Linked DNA regions of Homo sapiens: region 2 is linked to region 1. A link is a contact called in ENCODE Hi-C data. All regions are on one chromosome and are shown on one strand. The core of a region is the stretch at or near the end of the contact, and the rest is flanking DNA. Distances in the headings are between cores, read along the strand shown. Region 1 holds the start of PEX19 (peroxisomal biogenesis factor 19). Region 2 holds the start of UFC1 (ubiquitin-fold modifier conjugating enzyme 1).

Region 1 (3,201 bases), core at 518-3,017:
GAAAGGATTTGATTACAGAAGTTTAGAATTGTAAAGGACTTCAAAAGTGATTAGTGGCAGAATTGGGGCTGGAATTTAGGCTTTCTAACTCACAGTTCATAATATTTTGATCCCAAAACACACTACTTGTGGTTGGAAGAAAACAGGTTTTGCAGATATGATTTTACAAGTCTGTGCCCTATCTGTGAAGGACATAGTAAGTGCTTGATCTGGTGCTTGATGCAGTACTCAAATGTGTGTTTAGGAAGCTAAGAATGAAAGTGATGAGGTGACTTAACACAGGATTTTTTTTCATTTAAAATTCTTACCTTGTATCATACTGTGTGTATATCTCATCATACCTCCGGCTCACCCCCACTTAGCTACCTTACAGCAGGGGGTGGTCCTGATTTATCTCTCTGTCCTCACTGTGCCCAGAACAAGACCTTAATAATAGGTGCTCTCTAAGTGCGAAAACAGATTTGTATGTGAAACAGTTGCTACATTCTGACATCTGAATAGAACAATTCCAAAGGAGGAAAGGGACGTCTAGAGTTACCTCTATCTGAGCATTCCCCGTGTTCACTCAGTTGGAGGTTGGGTTCTGTGTGGAGAAAAGGAGATTGTTCAGGGAAAGTAAGTCTATTACTACTGCATTCGAATTGCCCTGCTCAGTCCAAGGTACCAGAGGCTCTCTTAATAACATGGAGTTCTAAGTTCCTGGCCGGCCCTGTGTCCTTTAATCAAACAGTTCTAATAGATAATAGGAAATGAGAGATGCCACTAGATTGGGCAGACAGATGTGCCTGATTAGGGACTGCGAGAGCAAAGAGTGGCCAATGAATGCCTACTAAGTTTTAAACCCTAGCCTGGGAGTTGGGCTTTACAGCAGTGAAGACAACAGACGAAAATCTTTGCGTTCATGGTGTTTAAATTCTGCAGGGTGGGGAGCGGAGAATAAAAAAGTACGGTAGATAGTATGTCAGATACTGTTCAGTGTTAGGAAGAAAAGGAACGGGAATGGCCAAGGAAAGCGTTTCAGAAAAGATAATATTTGAGGGAAACAATGAAGTGAAGCCGGGCGCAGTGGCTCACGCCTGTAATCCCAGCACTTCGGGAGGCCGAGGTGGGCGGATCAGCTGAGGTCCGGAGTTCGAGACCAGCCTGGCCAACCAGCCTGGCCAACATGTTAAAACCCCGTCTCTACAAAAATTAGTCGGACGTGGTGTCGCGCGCCTGTCATCCCAGCTACACGGGAGGCTGAGGCAGGAAGAATCGCTTGAACCCGGGAGGCCAAGGCTGCAGTGAGCCGAGATGGCGCCACTGCATTCCAGCGTAGGCGACAGAGCAAGATTCCTTCTCAAAAAAAAATAAAAAAAAAAAAATGAAGTGAGAGAAAGTAGTATGTTATGTGCCATAATTGTCATATCAATTATATATGTTTAGATTCTGGTTATTTGTAGGCAGTTTGTCTCAATCTGGCCTACTCACAGCTCAGGAAAAAATAATGAAAGAGCTTCGCCAGGTAATTTGGGAAGTTGAAAGAAAGGAGTCCGGGCCTCTAAAACCAGACAGAAAATAACCCTATCTTATCCCTAATTCTGTTTCACAGGAGAAAAGGGAAAAATACCCAAAACACAAACACTCAAAGCTTCCTGGCCCTTTAAAAATGGCGGTTCCGCACTGGTCAACAATACCATTGGTTACCCGAGGCAGAAGAGGGCGGGAGCGAAGGGGTGGAGGGCGTGTCGGCACCGAGGAGGTCCCGCCTCCTACGGCAAGTCGGAGGTAGCAAGATGGCCGCCGCTGAGGAAGGCTGTAGTGTCGGGGCCGAAGCGGACAGGGAATTGGAGGAGCTTCTGGAAAGTAAGAGCCCATAGTGGGAAAGGCCCGAAGAGGGCACGTGTGAGGACCCATTCTGGGGGTTAAGTGAACCTGAGATATTAGGGACGGGCAGGAGAGGCTCTCCAAAGGTTAAATGGGGGCGGAGAGTCTGACCCCCGAGCCCCCCAAAAATCTCTGGGTCATCCTGCCCCACCCCGGCGACTGGAGCTGGGGAGCTCACCTGGGGTCCCTCAGTGGTCCGGATGGTGGATGTTTCCGCAGGACGGCGTTTCATGATACCTCTTCAAACTCCTCTTTAGGTTACTGAGTTCTTAAAGTTCGACTTCAGCAGCAGTAGCAGCAGCAGCAGCATTTGGTTCTTGCTGGGTAGCGAACTACGCACTCACTGATTGCTTACATTAACTCCTAGCAAGCTCGTGGCCGGTCCTTGTGTGCCTCGTCCTGTCTTCCTTAACACGAAAGACACTTTTCTCCTCCTAGTCCTTTTCTCTTTCTCTCGTTAGGCCCCTTAACAGTTCTTTCATCTTGTCAGTAGCTCAAGCGGACTCCTTTCCCTTATTTTGAGAAACTGAGGATGTGGCGATTTCAGGGGAAAGCAGTTCACCCTCCTGAAAGACGGGGGATGTTTTCTTAGCATTACTCTCCACTCCCCTGTTGACTTCCTGCCCAGAGTAGGGCCAGTGCTCTCTCCCTAGGCCTGGCGAACAGAATGGTGGTGAGGACACAGGCTTTTCAGGGCAGAGGTGAATTTGTAATCGCTTGCTCAATCACGGAGATGTGGGCAGGCAGAAAAATGAACAGAAACCCTGAGGAGTGCCAAGTGACTGTGTAAATTAGTGTACGGTTATCTGCAGAGATCAGGCCAAAGGGAGCTCTAGAAGGTTGTTGGGGAGCACTAAACTGGAGAATAAGAGAAGATAGTTTAATGCCGTACCATGGAGTCTGGTATGTAGTCCCTCAGTCTGTGCTGGTACCAGTACCAACAGGAAGCTGGGTGGGATGTCCTGTGCTTTCTCACCAAGTTATTCCTTTTAGAGCTCCAGAGTGAGTTCAGAGGGATGAGGACATCTGTGTTCTCTACTACTGTTGGGTATTTGTATGGGATTTCTAGGGAATCGTTAGGGTGTGGCAAGGGAGACACTATAGATGGAGATGTCTCTGCAGAACTTTTTAATCCTCTCCTCCCAGCTCTGAGATGGACATTTGTTCCACCTTAAGGGATTTCTTTGCCTTTGCTCACAATAAATTAGGTAATCCAGAAGGAAGTAGGAGGCTCATTGAGGGTGGTCTGGGGAGGTGGGGGACTCAAGGAGGAAAATTGAGGAAAGTTGGCAATTTGAAAAATCATATTCCTAATGCTTTGCCCAGAAACCACCC
Region 2 (3,596 bases), core at 904-3,403, 870 kb before region 1:
GCAAGCACAAAAGACCTGAAGATACCATCTGGATTCTCCTCTCACTTCTCTGATAGTGTCTGCCCTCAGCCCACAACTCATTTAATGATAGACTCCTTCCCTGGGTAACTCCCTTCTAGCCTCATATAGTCCTGGTTTCAACTAACACCCACAGGCTAATGACTCCCAGATTTTCATCTTTGGTCCAGATCTTTCCTCAGAACTTCAGCCTTTAGTATCCAACTGTATGTTGACGTTTTGACCTTCATTTCACAGGTACTTCAAACTCAGCATTTCCATCTGGAATTTTTTATATTCCTTTGGATACACTTCCTGAATTATCCTCCTGAATTATCAATTTCAGGTGGCAGTATGAGCATTCACCCAAGGCAAAAACCTGGGAATCATCTTTGACCCTCCCTATCCCTTACTACACTAATCCATGTTATGCTAATTTTACCTTCTGAATATTCTACAAATCTACCTCTCCTCTCTATCCTCACAACTGCCTAGTTTAGATTGCCTTTTGTTTCGCTGAGATTAATGACAGCCTAACTTGTCTCTTACCTTCAGTCTTGTCCCTGTCAATTGTATTTTCCCCTTATTGCCAATGTGACTGATCTAAACCCAAATCGGCCATGTAATTCCTCAGCTTAATAACTTTTAACGGTATCCCAAAGCCTCCAAGAGAAAATTCAAGTGCTCAAATATGTCTCCTAGCTTTGTCTACCATTCCCTGCCTCACATTTGATGCTCTAACAACTCTGAGCTACTTTGTTTCTTCAAACACATCATGCTGGTGCCTGTGCCGTTTCTAGATTCTATGCCTTTGCTCATGCTGTCCCTTTTGGCTTGAATGTCCTTCTACTCTTATGTTTTATCAGGCTAGCTTATGTTTACTCTTTAAGTTTCAGCTCAAGCATTACCTCTTCCAGGAAACCTTCCGTGACCGAATGCAAACTGGATGTCTCCTCTTATGCTCTCAAAACATCCTAGCCATTTCTCGCTTTATATCTGTCCATATCTGTCTCAGTCTCTCTCCACTTAAACACTGTATTATAATGATCTGGTTTTGTCTACCTCAGTAAGTTCCTCCTTATTCGGCTTGGTATCTCCTCCCTAGGTTCTATATGCACAGTAATTTTTTTTTTTTAGTGAATGAATACATGAGGTAGGAGAACTAGAACTGCTGGTCTTTGAAGCAGGCAGAAACTACAAGGAAGACAAACTTTTCTCACCTTCCACAGTAGAGATAACTGAGAAGACAGCCCGTTTCTAACTATGAGCTAAACTCCCCAACTCTCTGTAGTTAACACCTACTTGAATTTTCAGCCCTAATGTGGCTTGAAAGAGTGAAGAGTGAGGCCAGGCGCGGTGGCTCACGCCTGTAATCTCAGCACTTTGGGAGGCCGAGGCGGGTGGATCAGGATCACGAGGTCAGGGGATCGAGACCATCCTGGCCAACACGGTGAAACCCCGTCTCTACTGAAAATACAAAAATTAGCTGGGTGTGGTGGCGCGCGCCTGTAGTCCCAGCTACTCAGGAGGCTGAGGCAGGAGACTCGCTTGAACCCGGGAGTCGGAGGTTGCAGTGAGCCGAGATCGCGCCACTGCACTCCAGCCTAGCAACAGAGCGAGACTCCGTCAAACAAACAAACAAAACAGTGAAGAGTGAAGAAGGGGGCAGAGAGATGCGGACTGGGAGTTGGCGCCCTGAGGATTTTTGTTCACATCCAGGTGAACAAACACCTGTAGCCAGGGAGACACGTCACCTTCTGGGGAAGCGTATCCCTAAAATAACTGCTGCTTTTAGCCGCAAGGTCTGGCCCCACTGTGCACCTCACCCGAGTCTTTTTTGCCCTCTCCCCACCATCCCTCCTTAGTCCCCGAGCCCCACAATAGTCCCATTTCTATGAATTTGGGCGTTAAACTTAAAAACCGGAAGCGGCTTCCACACGGAGCCTATTATTGAGGACACCTGATTTCTCCCAACCCTTATGCTACGCGTTAGACTGTAGAAACACAACTAACCCGGATAAGGGACTGATATTCCTCCTTCAGTCGCTGCACCCACAACTCACGATCTCGGGGTCCGGCGTTAGTCTTCAGCACCGGGATCTCAGACACAACACGTCGCGTGGCTTCATCCGCCATCTTGGACCAGGGCGCAAGAGAAACGCGGAAGTGGTGTTGCCTGTAGCTTACCTCAAGGCGCCGTCATCTTTACTATGGGAAGATGAGACGTTGGGTTGCTGTAAGACCTCTTTTGAATAAGATCTTTGTTTTCTTGTCACCTAGTTACCCGCTTGTGAGTGCATCGAGAAGAACAGAATGTAAACAGATTACTCCGTCCTATATATGACACCTATCATTAAAATCACCGCATAAGGCACAAAGGGTGACTTCCGTTCATGCTCAGAGAAGTAATCGCAGAAAACCCGGACACCTTCCCAAACTTGGAAAGCTCTTAGAACTTCAGGCTGCTGAAGGCATTTTTACTTATTTATTTATTTTTATTATACCTTAAGTTCTAGAGTACATGTGCACAACGTGCAAGTTTGATACATAGGTATACTTGTGCCATGTTGGTTTGCTGCACCCATCAACTCGTCATTTACATTAGGTATTTCTCCTAATGCTATCCCTCCCCCAGCCCCGAGCCCCCAACCCCAAGGCGCTTTTCAAGGCACTGACTTCCTAAAACGAGCGATTCGTGTTTCCTCTTCGAAGAACTTTTCCTTTGCTTATATATAGTCCTGCCTCTAGATGCAGTTATCCTGTAGAAGGATGTTTAACTCCTGATAAAGATTAGAAACCATGCAGAATCAAAAGACAAATCCCTGCAAGATTTCTGCCTTAGTCTAGCCATTCACTGAGTCCTAGACTTTTTTTTTTTTAGACAGTGTCTCAATCTGTTGCCCAGGCTGGAGTACAGTGGTACGATCATAGCTTACTGCATCTTCCATCTCCCGGGCTCAAGCGATCCTCCTGCCCCAGCCTCCCCAAAGTGCTGGGATTACTTGTGGGGAAACAATAAACAAACTCCAGTTGGACTTAAAATCTAAACACATTAATTTTTGCTTTTTTTTTTTTTTTTTTTGGAGACCGAGTTTCACTCTTGTTGCCCAGGCTGGAGTGCAATGGCATGATCTCGGCTCACCGCAACCTCCGCCTCCCGGGTTCAATTGATTCTCCTGCCTCAGCGTCCTGAGTAGCTGGGATTACAGGCATGTGCTACCACGCCCGGCTGATTTTGTATTTTTAGTAGAGACCGGGTTTCGCCATGTTGGCCAGGTTGGTCTTGAACTCCTGACCTCAGGTGATCCACCTGCCTCAGCCTCCCAAGGTGCTGGGATTACAGGCGTGAGCCACCGCGCCGGCCATTTTGGCTTTAATTTAAATATCCTGTTTGGCTGGCGTGGTGGCTCAAGCCTGTAATCCCAGCAACTTGGGAGGCCAAGGCAGGTGGATCACTTGAGGTCAGGAGCTCCAGACCAGCCTGACTGGTGAAACCCGTCTCTACTAACAATACAAAATTAGCTAGGCATGGTGGCGCACGCTTGTAGTCCCGGCTACTTGGAGGCTGAGGCGGGAGAATCGCTTGAACCCGGGAGGCG

The links. A loop is a pair of places that touch in the nucleus more often than their neighbours do. Pooled maps may share reads with other maps.
Region 2: a loop to region 1 is called in a map of ovary, with 5 times the contacts of the local background. The contact joins the promoter of UFC1 here to the promoter of PEX19 in region 1. A Hi-C loop is called at or near these places in 1 of 168 maps with a recorded cell type or tissue (ovary) and 4 of 50 pooled maps.

The regions. Positions count from the first base shown.
Region 1 is chr1:160,283,699-160,286,899 of GRCh38, reverse strand. It overlaps PEX19 (peroxisomal biogenesis factor 19), which reads left to right and starts at 1,767. Exons shown (of 8, transcript NM_002857.4): 1 at 1,767-1,845. The coding sequence starts at 1,776. It overlaps LOC107985219 (a long non-coding RNA gene), which reads right to left and starts at 2,535. Exons shown (of 3, transcript XR_001738265.2): 1 at 2,045-2,535; 2 at 539-583.
Region 2 is chr1:161,152,535-161,156,130 of GRCh38, reverse strand. It overlaps UFC1 (ubiquitin-fold modifier conjugating enzyme 1), which reads right to left and starts at 2,153. Exons shown (of 6, transcript NM_016406.4): 1 at 2,011-2,153. The coding sequence starts at 2,133. RefSeq lists enhancers at 1,846-2,235, 2,276-2,325, 2,416-2,465, 1,354-2,553, 1,791-2,571.